Linked DNA regions of Homo sapiens: region 2 is linked to region 1. Evidence: chromatin loops called from intact Hi-C (ENCODE). Cell type or tissue: GM12878. All regions are shown on one strand. Links, peaks and the distances in the headings refer to the core of each region. The heading gives the core; the rest is flanking DNA.

Region 1 (8,094 bases), core at 3,913-7,912:
TATTTTAAATGATAGTAATGTTGGTGATGAGGAAACAACGTATTCACTCAAGGATAGTTTTTGCAAGAACTATTTTGTGTGATAGTAAAATAGTGAAACAGTCGGTCTGTTGAGAATGATCATGAAGGAGATATGTTGGCACTTTGCTCCCTTGACTCATTTAGGTTTAAGGTCTCTTAATTAGTTGATCACAGAGTACCACATCTGACCACAATTTGTCAAAACATCTGTCCCCTGACACCCAGGGACCTTTCCAGCAGGGAGAAGAGTGAGGTGATTTGGGAGGTTATTCTTCCTATCTCTTTGGAAATCACATGGCCCAAACTTTTCTCATTAATCAACCTGTCAATGTCATTGAATCACTTATAAAGGCATATTTTCCCCCGCAAAAGTGTATGGGTTACTGGCTTGGACACATATTTGTCTAAACATCTCGCTTCTTTCTTTTTATCTATGATGCTGAGACTCCTAATTTAAAGATATGAATTTCTAGCTTTATGATAATTAGCTGATGAGAACATAATTTTATCAAAGACTTGCCAGGATTTTTGTTCATTCTTTGTTTTTCCTAATATAAAACCCTTTCTAATTTCTGATTTCTTTGGATATGAAGCATAGTTAGATTATTGCACTGTGTCATTTGAACAGATAAATTTAATTCTTTGATGTGTTTATCCTCTTATGCAGCATACCTTTTGGTAAGAAGATTTTGTAGAATGCATTTCTCCAACCTTTATTTTCATCTGAATTGCTGGGTCATATAACAAAATAGAAAGTGCACTTTTGTTGGACTCCTTAGCTCACTAAGTATGATCTAGGATATGTTGCTGAGATTTCTTCAACTTCAATTCTTAGTCCATGAAGTCGATGAATTAGGTGCAATGTTTGAGCGCCCTCCCTGCCCAGAAGTCATGACTGTTTACCTCTTTGGAAAGCGAACTGGGGTTTTGCCACAAAATGCCAACCTTTAAAATAATGCTTTGATAGGGGAGAAAGGGAGATGCGAATCTGCTGCTTAATGAAGAGATTTTAGGCATTGATTAATCAAGCTTTATGGCCTGTTGGGTGGGGAAAATTCAATGGTCCTTGCAGGTAAATTGTCAGACTTCAAAAATTACTTCAAAGATTCTTGCTCTTCCTAAGAGTGTTTGTCTTGGGAAATGATAAATTTGGTCACTGGTAGAGAACAATTAAAAATACGTTGTTATTTCTTTTAGTCTATAGGTAATCTTGACTTATTTTACAGTAAGATTAGCACAGGTTGTTTACCCAGAACACTGCCAAGATAAACTTACAGCCTGCTTCTCAAAGTTTGTGAAGGTCTTTTTCGTAACTTCAAATTTGTACATTTTTGTTACCACAACATCTGTATCCTAACTTCACCTTTGCTGGAAAAATTATAATTGAAAGGTCATAATTCTGGTGCTTTCTTCTGGCTTGCATTGGGGTTAACTAGCACACTGAAACATAATGTTCATTCACCCTAGCCAGTGAGTCCAAACCATGTGAGGTGTATGAGAGCAACCCTGTTTCCATCCAAACTGCACATATGGTGTGGGTAAGCCAGTAATGTGAGTTTTATGCAATGTTTCTGCTCATGTACACAGTCTGTTGCTCAGCACCAATTATTCCCTGCCAGAAACCCGCTAACCTGCTGCTTTTGTACCTCTGCTGGATGAAGTTAGGTAGCTTAAAATGACCACAATGATATTTATTTAACTTTAGCAATCTTTGTTTGTTAAAGTTATGTAACTTTAAGTGCCCAACACATCTGTTGATTGATCACAATTGATTGCAATTAGAATCTAAGAACTGGAACATTGTTACTGCAGTTTGTGGAGATACACATGTGTTAATTATATATATTTAGAAGGAGGAATCAAAATGTGGAAATACTAGCTTTTTGTTTATCAAATCTAGTTTTATGTCTTCAATTGAGATATTATTATTTAAAAAACGATATATAATATTCTGTTTATACTTTGGTAGTCACCTTGTTGTCATTGTTTCCAGTTTCTACTTTTATAGCTTTAAAAACCACAAAATCAGCAGGGTGAGAGGTCCATGTTGGGAGAACAACTGTTCCCTATTTCACACAGCCATCTTTTTTTTTTTTTTCAAATTCTGTTTTTTAATTAGTGGCAAATGGTCCTTATTTTGTCCTCCTTTGGTTTATATTACCATTACAACTTCTTGAGACTATATAGAGAGCTTAAGTGCAGCCATTTTTATGATGTCTTCCGACCACTAGAGATTCCTTCTTGAAGGATAAATTTCATCTGAATCTTCAGGCAGTGGAAAAGTAACATGTAGGTATGCACCTGGTCTAACTGACATTATCTGAATATTCCACTTTGTACCTACTGAGGAGTCTTCTTATGAACATGCCTACATGAGTGCACCAGCATGAATACATAGAAAAAAAATTATACTTTAGCTTAGTACAATTTACGTAGATTTTCCATTTTTCTCCAGGCGTAGCCAGCCCCATTCCTTACTATGTGCCAGGTTTCTTTGTTGTTGTTGTTGTTGTTTTTAGATGGAGTCTCGCTCTGTCGCCCAGGCTGGACAACCTTGGCTCACTGCAACCTCCACCTCCTGAGTTCAGGCGATTCTCCTGCCTCAACCTCCCAAGTAGCTGGGACTACAGGCATGCGACACCACGCCTGGCTAATTTTTGTATTTTTTAGTAGAGACAGGGTTTCACCGTATCGGCCAGGCTGGTCTCGAACTCCTGACCTCATGATCCGCCTGCCTTGGCCTCCCAAAGTGCTGGGATTACAGGCATGAGTGACTGCGCCCAGCCCCTTTTTCTGCCTTTTTATGCCACTTGCAGAGGGAGAAAAGATTGGTGTATGCTACACGTAAGAGCACAGTGATAGTGTACTGAAGTACCATTTACATTAAAAAAAAGCATATGAAAACTTTCTCACAACTTTTTAGCTGAGAAGTTGGTAAATGGTTGTATAACCCTACTTTTTAAGATGGTTTCTCTTGGAAAATAGTTTGAAGAACATGCTGTTTATTTGTTCATCGAGATATTCTGGCATTTATGACTAGCTCAAACCAACCCATCGGAGAGCTGTATATTTCTACCTCATTGCCTTAGTCCTGCACAGATTGCCTTCCTTGTACTGTTGTTCAGTTTGATTGAATAACTTGGTGAGAAACTGCTGTGTGGAATTTACTGATATTTATTATGGAGGTGTTACTAAGGCATTGTCAACTACATTAGATAGTTTCCCATGTGAAGTCCTACTTAGGTATTCTAATTTCATATTGCTTTTTATTTATTTTTTTTTTTTGAGACGGAGTCTCGCTCTGTTGCCAGGCTGGAGCACAGTGGCGTGATCTCGGCTCACTGCAACTTCCGCCTCCCAGGTTCAAGCGATTCTCCTGCTTCAGCCTCCCAAGTAGCTGGGACTACAGGCACCCAACACCACGCCCAGCTAATTTTTTTGTATTTTTAGTAGAGATGTATTTTCACCATGTTGGCCAGGATGGTCTTGATCTCTTGACTTTGTGATCCGCCTGCCTCAGCCTCCTGAAGTGCTGGGATTACAGGCGTGAGCCACTGTCATATTGCTTTTATACTAACAAAATATTTTGTTTTTCTTGAGGTGGTAATAGTCTCTTTTTCTCATGGCCATTGTAAATTTTGTGCCTAACTTTGTTTTTTCCCATTTTCCATTGGCTAGGGGGAAGCTCAGACCTAAATTTACAGTTCAGTTTTAGTAACTATTTAAGACCTTATGAGATATGCATCTGCTTGCTTTATTTTCCTCTCACCTGATGCTCCTGTTCTATATTTTTCCTGGACGTAATTTTTAAATTTATTGTGAGTCTTTTTAGTTGCCTCATTCATTTTGTAGAGGAAAGGGTTAAAATATATTCCTATATGTAAGTATATTTATGTAATACTTCTACAAAATATATTTATATTTAGAGTGTACTTTTTATTTTAATAGGTTGTAAGTGGTATACATAACCTCTAATTTTAATCATCTTTTGCTCCTCTTTCAAATCTCTGATAAAATCATACATAGGGGTTTGACTGCGAGAACGTGTGTGACATTGAGTACCTTCCTTAACCTGTCTCTCCCATGCCTCAGGTGGAGTATGGCAGTCAGCTACACACTTACCTCCAGTGCGATGTGATTTCTTCAGGGTCCTTATTGATTTGAAGATGCAGGTGAAAGGAGCCTCCTTTCCAGGTCATCAACCTTGCCAAGCTGCTTTCGGGCAGGGTGTACCGCAGGCATCTTGCAAGTCTCACTACTTGTCACATCAGCCACTTCATGGTCTCCCTTCTGTATACACTTTCAATCCTAGATATGCTTTTTAGATGGCTTACCAGTTGGATTTTTGATATCAGTATAGAGGATGTAGGACAAGTGCCTTTCTAACTTAGAGAGAAAGATTGTCTCGGGAGTGATGGTTCCTCACAGTGGCAGATTTTCATAACCCTTGCTGTAGTATGGATAGCTGTAAGAATGTGAACTGTATCAGACAGACTTGTAGCTCAGATCTTGGCTTTACCACTTATTGTACAGGGTTACTATAAGAATTTGGTGAGTCAATATGTAATATTTATTTGTATGTCTATATACACAGTATCTGATGTATACTAGATACTCAGTAAGTATTAGTTTCTTTTTAGATTGGAAGGAAATTATGGTTAATGCCTTAAAAATCATGCCAGAGTAGAGTAGAATTGATTAAATCATTTAGGAATTATGCTCAATTGAGAGTTACAGTAAAAGGCAGGGGTTTAATTTGGGGCTTAATTTTTCTCATGTGACAAGAAGTCTCATAGAAGGTAGTTAAAGTATTGATTCAGGAGCTCAGGAATGTTAAGACCAAAGTCCTATAGTTCCTCATAGTTGCAAGTTAGCTATTGCAGCTCCAGCCATCATATCTATTTTCCAGGAAGCAGGAAGGAGGAAGACAGCAAAGGGAGAATAAAACTGTGTCCAGAAACTTTTCAAAAAATCTCTAACAGTTTTACTGGCCATATTATAACATATGGCCACCCCTAGTGGCACGGGAGCCTGGTAAGGAGCCTACTTTAGCTTGGTACTTTGCTACTACCCCCAGAAAAATCAGGATTCTATTAAAGATGAAAGGAAGGATGAATATTGGGTAGGCTACAAGAGGTCTCTGACATAGATATCAACCTATTTTGCTTTTAGAAGGTTCATTTGTCCAACAATAGATATCAGTGGAGGTGGGGGAGGACAAATAGAGAGAAGCATTCATTAGTGATGCCTGGATTCTATTTAGGGCCACGAAGTCTTTGAGTAGTCATAGTGGGACAAGAAATAAAGAAGGACATTAATTTAAAAAAAAATCTTGGATAAGCTAAGCACAATGCTGGTAGGACCTTTACATGTATTAACTCATTAATTTTTACAGACGAGGTAGGCAATATTATCTATATATCTTATAGAGGAGGAAACCAAGGCTCAACAATACCCATTTCCCAAGGTCACAAAAAAAACAGTAACATTAATGGAACCGGAATTGAGACTTGCGCCTGACTAACCACAAAACCTATGCTTTGCATCGTGTTGTTTTCCTGTCTCCACTATATAAATAACGCTGCAGAAACCTGCTGTTTCACTTTGCTTCTCTTTTCCGTAGTGCCTTCTCCTGTGAGGTCCACAATAACTATATATTGACTTCAATGATTTGTGTGCAGAACTAAACTGAGTGTTCTATAAAAGATTGCTGCTGTTAGTTGCTGAAGGCTGTAGAGATGAGGCCGGGAGAGGAAGAAGTGGTGCTTCTCTCTTATCACCGCCACTCAGAGGTGGGAATGACTGCCTTGGGATATATGCCACCAGTGTCGGTAGCATTCAAGGACATTCTTTGGGACAAAGAGAATGTGGCAAAGCAGCAGTGACCAATCTGAGTGAGCCAAAGTCCAAAAGGAAAGCTGATAGAATGAGTTGGCATGGAGGTGTATCTTCTCAAGTCAGAAGCCTGGGAATTATCTTTGACTTCTTCCTCTTTCATTCTCAACCCAATTGATCACCAATCACTTTATTTCTACCTCCTCTGGCTACCTTGCTTATCTGTCCTTTCCTCTACCTCCCCACTGCAACTACAGTGGTTCTGGCCTTATCTTTCACATGGATTATTACAAAGAGTTTTTGTAATAGCCCTTAATGCCCAGTCCTACTTTCATTCAATCCATTCACCCACAAATCTGACCATGTAGTTGCCTTACTTGATGGCATCAGAGGCTCTTCAGCTGCCTGTAGGATAAAATCCAGTAATTTGTGTCTACTGTGCATATATGGTCCTTCGTGGTCTGGTCCTGCTCCTCTGTGTAAACGTTCAGGTCTGTTCTGTGTCACCATACAGAGTTTCTTACCATTTCTTGAGTATATTCCTTTCTCTTGAAGTTTGTGCAATTTCTGTCACTTCTCTGAAGAACTTTATCCCATACGTCTTGTGTTCACTGAGCAAATTCCTGTTCATCCTTCAAACCCCTGCTCAAATATCTTTCATCTTCAATGCCATTTAGTCTCCCCTCTGGTCCCTTAACACCTTGTACATCTGACCAGGAGTGCCATGAAGTGGGGATTCGGGTTGACTCATCATTGTTCCCTGTGCGTGGCATGCATCAGCCACTCAATAAATATTTAATGTTTGATGTGTGCAGGAACAGTCAGACTAGACAAAAGACAGAAGAACTTGTTATCTAAGTATTACTCTTAACCATGAAAAGCTCTAACTTTGGATAACCTCCTTACCTTTCGGTGCTAGAGTAATGGGAATATATTTGAAACATTACTTCATCTCTCCGAAGTGAATTATTCTCACCAGGTTCTTAACAGTTTCTGTTAGTTTTTCAGGTTATGTTTAATAATTCCCATGATACCAGCTGAATGATGATTCTAATTCTCAAATCCTAAAGTGACTCTTGCCTCTCTTGTCCAATTTAACCTGCCACATTGATTTTTTATTTGTTATGTATTATGACTTTCCTCAAAACTTGGTTGTATTTTGGATTTTCTTTTCTGTATCTCATCCGTTTTTGCATCCGTTCCTGACTAAAGACACATTTTCAATGGTACTTTTTACCTTTTAGATGTTTCAGTATGTTCCCCCCACCCCCTTTTCTTTGAGACAAGGTCTCACTCTGTCACCTGGGCTGGAGTGCAGTGGCATGATGTCAGCTTACTGCAACCTGCACCTTCTGGGCTCATGTGATCTTCTCACCTCAGCCTCTCGAGTCACTGGGACTATAGGCATGTGACACCAGGCTCAGCTAATTTTCTTTTTAAACTTTCAGGTTCAGAGGTACATGCACAGGATGTGCAGGTTTGTTACATAGGTAAACATGTGTCATGGGGGTTTGCCATACAGATTATTTCACCCATGTATTAAGCCTAGTAGTACTTAGTTATTTTTTCTGCTTCTCTCCCTCCTCCCACCTTCCACCCTCTGATAAGACCCAGTTGTTCCCCTCTATGTGTCTGTGTTCTCATCATTTTAACACCCTCTTATAAGTGAGTACATGCTGTACTTGGTTTTCTGTTCCTGCATTAGTTTGCTAAGGATAAAGGCCTCCAGCTCCATCCATGTCCCTGCAAAGGATATGGTCTTGTTCTTTTTTATGGCTACATAGTATTCCATGGTTTATGTGTACCACGTGAACAGACACTTTGCAAAAGACATACACCTGTCCAACAATCATATGAAAAAAAGCTCAACATCACTGATCATCAGTGAAATGCAAATCAAAACCACAATGAGATACCGTCTCACATCAGTCAGAATGGCTATTAATAAAAAGTCAAAAAATAACAGATGCTGGCAAGGTTAAGGAGAAAAGAGAATGCTTATATACTGTTGGTGGGAGTGTAAATTAGTTCAACCATTGTGAAAGACAGTGGTGATTCCTCAAAGACCTAAAGACAGAAATACCATTTGACCCAGCAATACCTTTACTGTATATACCCAAAGGAATATAAATCATTCTATTATAAAGACACGTGCACACTTATGTTCATTGTAGCACTATTCACAATAGCAAAGACATGGAATCAACCTCCATGCCCATCAGTGAAAGGCTGGATAAAG
Region 2 (4,000 bases), core at 1-4,000, 320 kb after region 1:
GCCTGCTCTGTTCCCACCATTATTCAGATCCAGCACCTTTAGTCTTTCATTTTCCAATGCTTCCTTCCCCTAGCCGCAGGAGATGTGTGCCTATCTCAACAATAATCAGCCTTCACTTGATGTTGCTCTCCACCCTCCCCTCACACTTTCAAGTTACTGTTCTGGTTTCTTCTTCCTTCCACAACCACATACTCTACTTTGGCTCTACTCTTTTCTCAGCTGCCTGTAATTAAGTTCCTGCCCCCACCCTATACTGAAATAGCTCTCTTGAAGGTCAGCAGTGAGATCCTCATTGCCAGTTCTGAGGCTCTTTTCCCAGGCCTTTACCTGTACAGCATCATTTGTACCACTGCCCAGCCTGGAAATGCTGCTATCTCCTGGGAGTCCCCATGAGGCGGCTCTCTCGGATGACCTCCCATCTCCCTGACAGTACCTTCTCCACTGCCTCCTCCTATTCTGGCTGCCCTTAAGGTTTCATCCCAAACCATCATACCTTCCCTACATTCTCTATAGAAGATCTTTTCTATTCTTAGGGTTCCAATGTCACCTCAGAAGGTTCTCCAATCTCTACCTCCAATTCCAAGTTCTTTCTGGAACTCCATTTGCAAATTCCTGTCTGGGAGCCCTTCTGGGTTTGCCCATTGGTGAAGCTGCTGGTGCTCCATAGAGGAACCCTCTTACTGTGTATCTTTGCTTAGTCTGTGTTATGGTTTGCATATCTGTCCCTTCCAAAACTCATGCTGATATTTAAACCCTAGTGCGGCAGCTTGAGAGGTGCGGCCTTTAAGAGGTGATTGGGTCATGAGGGCTCTGCCCTCACAAATGGGTTAACCCATTCATGGATTAATGAATTAATGGATTATCATGGGAGTGGGATTGGTAGCTTCTATAAGAAGAGGAACAGAGACCTGAGGGAGCACATTCGGCCCCCTCACTATGTGATGCCCTAAGCCGCCTTAGGACTCAGCAAAAAAGGCCCTCACCAGATGTGTCCCCTCAGAATTGGACATTTTAGCCCCTATAACTCTAAGAAATAAATTCCATTTCTTTCTTTTCTTTTCTTGTTTTTTCTTTATAGAGTCTCACTCTGTCATCCAGGCTGGAGTGCAGTGGTGCAACCATAGCACTCCAGGCTTGAATGCCTTCTGAGTAGCTGGGACTACAGGCACATGCCACCATGCCTGGCTAACTTTTAAAACTTTTGTAGAGATAGGGTTTTACTTTGTTGCCCTCTTGGTCTCAAGTGATCCTCCTGCCTTGATCTCCCAAAGTGCTAGGATTACAGGCATGAGCCCTTTTCCTTATAAATTATCCAGGTGCCAGTATTCTGTTTTATAAGCAACAGAAAGCAAAGTTAGACAGGCTGGCTGTGAGATTACTCATTTACTCAAAGGCCTTCAGTGGCTCCCTGACTACTGGCTAAAGTAACACTCTGTCTAGTGGTATTCAGGATGTCTGCAGTCAAGCACGAATGCAGCCCTTTCAGCTACCCATCAATATAGCCATCTGGAAAGCCTTCATTCAATTTGGCAAAACTTCTCTACTTGCCATTGCTCAAACATATTCTGGGAACCTGATGATTTGTCCCAGTGAGAAAAATCATACTTTTTTTTTTTTTTTTTTTTGCAACCAATAGGAATCTTAGAGATCATCTCCTCTAACTCACTTTACAGATAAGGAAAAAGACCCAGGTTAAATAACCTACCCAATGACACAAAATTTATTAGTTACAGACAATCTTGCTAGGGACCCCAACTCACAGTCAAGGTGTTTTCTCACTGTAGCACTCTGCTTTTACTTCAGAACCTATTAAGGATCTCATGTATAAATTAATATTTAAGCTTTTGTAAAGTGTTGAGGGTTTCTAAGGTCAGATGGCTCCACTGGCAGCCAGGCACCATGCAGGCACCGTGGCAGAAAGGCTGAGATGACAGATCCATTCAGCATGTTTGCCCTGTACTGCCCAAGTTTTCAAAAATAAAAACCCTATGCCCCTGGGAGAACATTCCCTAGGAGAACTGATCCTGAACCAATGAGCAATATCTGTGTGAAAACTCACATAGAGAGGAAGCTCTTTTAAGTTTAGACACGGTGTGGGAAATTGGTGACAGCTCACTCAGGTGGTATTTTTGAACTCATACTGAGTTTCATGACCTCAGCATAAATTAGAACACAGAAGATGGAAGGAAACATAACTACATAGACCGAAAACGAGAGCACAGAAAAGCTGGCAGATAAATGTCACTTAATTTACCTTCATCTGCGTGTGAAACAGGAAGACTCCATCTCTCTGGTTTTCTCCCTCGTCCCCACTCTGGACATTATGACTAATCGTAAAGGCCACACGCTTGCAGTACAGATGAAAAACCCCAAACACCAACACTATCCTCACATCGCCCAAAGAGAGTAGGGGGAAGATAGGGAGGAAAACACCTTACGAAAATGGCTAACAAGAAAAACATATTCTATATTATAACAAACTGTACTTGTTTGGAACTCAAGAACACTGCTTCTAAGAACTTCGCTCTGATGAAAAATGATATAGATTATAATAAGAACAGAGAGAGGAAAAACAACTCCTACTCCCTGAAAAACAAAACAAAACAAAAAACAAACAACAAACCAACAGCACTGGACCCTGAGTAGGCACTAAAAAAAAAAAATTCTTGTTCATGATCCCTAAGCTTGCTACTCCATTTCACCAGTAGATGTTAGAAGACAAGTAATCTTACTGAAAAACATAAAACCTAGGGCAGGGATAAATATTTATAGACTCTTTATAGAATTTTTTTTATTTTTTTTTGAGACAGAGTGTTACTCTGTTGCCTAGACTGGAGTGCAGTGGTGCAATCTCGGTTCACTGCAACCTCCGCCTCCCGGGTTCAAGCGATTCTTCTGCCTCAGCCTCCAGAGTAGCTGGGATTACAGATGCCCATCACCAGGCCTGGCTAATTTTTGGATTTTTAGTAGAGACAGGGTTTCATTATGTTGGCAAGGCTGGTCTCGAACTCTTGACCTCAAGTGATCCGCCCATCTTGTCCTCCCAAAGTGCTGGGATTACAAGTGTGAGCCACCGCGCCCGGCCAGAATCTTTATAGAAATCTTTATAAGGGTAAATCTATAGAGAGCACTACAGGCTACAGGATGATCAGCTAAGAACAGTATTTGGTTAAAAAAAAAAATGTACCAAAGCCAGCAGTACATCCCAGGATGCTGAGGAAGACAGAGAGGAGGGAAAGTTCATGAGAAAAGAGAAGGCGCTTTTTAGAACTTGCCACTTCGTATGCGAGGAAGCAGTCAGATCCCTAGTCAGTAATATATGGACAACTGCAGGAGACAATTCTGAGTGACTCAGGAGGAACTCAGAGGTAAACATGTATGACTGCTGTGGGCTAAAAGTTTTCACCCACACCTATGGTACCTACTGAATGAGCTATTATTCTGACATGTGACCACAATTTAGAATCACAAGTCTAGAAGTAGTAACCAAGGAGGTAGCAGGAGATAAACATTTTATTTAGAATATAGACAATTAAAATTGTTTTAATTGGCTTAGTCTTGTCCTGGAGAGGGATCTTTTGGGTAAGGCCAACTTATGAGACTTAGGTGAGTTGAATTCATTGAACTGTCTTCTGCTTTGTAACACCACTTTTTTGTTCAGGTATCTGCTATTCATTTTTCTTGGCCCAATTTTGGGAAACACAAAGATTTCTCCATGTTATAATTAACGAATTGAGGTCAGATTGCCACATGTGGTCATAAGGCAGTTTGAGAGCCACTTTCACGTGTCTCAAAATGTCACTAACTTTTTTACTTAAAATAGTTTTATAAACTGTGGTCAAATATTGGTTTTCCATTATATTAGCTATTTAGTAGGAGAAAGCCAATGTCATTACGACACTGAATGGGGGTGATTTTCTGGGCAATGGCTCTTTGAGAATCGTTGCTGTTGTCACGAGCGGTCTGCTTTTTGATAACATTGTACCACGGCTTAGCCATT

What was found. Peaks named below come from ENCODE experiments on the same cell type or tissue, not always from the same donor. Only the 100,000 strongest peaks of a DNase experiment are listed, where the experiment ranks them.
Region 2: it touches region 1 in a loop (4-fold over the local background); 1 of 110 quality-filtered maps calls a loop at or near these places.

What each region holds. Positions count from the first base shown.
Region 1 is chr7:7,810,698-7,818,791 of GRCh38, forward strand. All of the region lies in intron 3 of UMAD1 (UBAP1-MVB12-associated (UMA) domain containing 1), which reads left to right. Among named protein-coding and RNA genes, the nearest start is that of RPA3, 96 kb to the left of the region's middle. RefSeq lists enhancers at 5,449-5,638, 6,507-6,596. In GM12878, for the core only: no CTCF peak of the experiment used is centred there; a DNase peak (open chromatin) is centred at 5,584; H3K4me3 peaks cover 856 bases; H3K27ac peaks cover 767 bases.
Region 2 is chr7:8,132,242-8,136,241 of GRCh38, forward strand. All of the region lies in intron 12 of ICA1 (islet cell autoantigen 1), which reads right to left. Among named protein-coding and RNA genes, the nearest start is that of ICA1, 130 kb to the right of the region's middle. RefSeq lists a silencer at 1,423-1,472 and an enhancer at 2,183-2,312. In GM12878, for the core only: no CTCF peak of the experiment used is centred there; DNase peaks (open chromatin) are centred at 70 and 2,210; H3K4me3 peaks cover 177 bases; H3K27ac peaks cover 3,518 bases.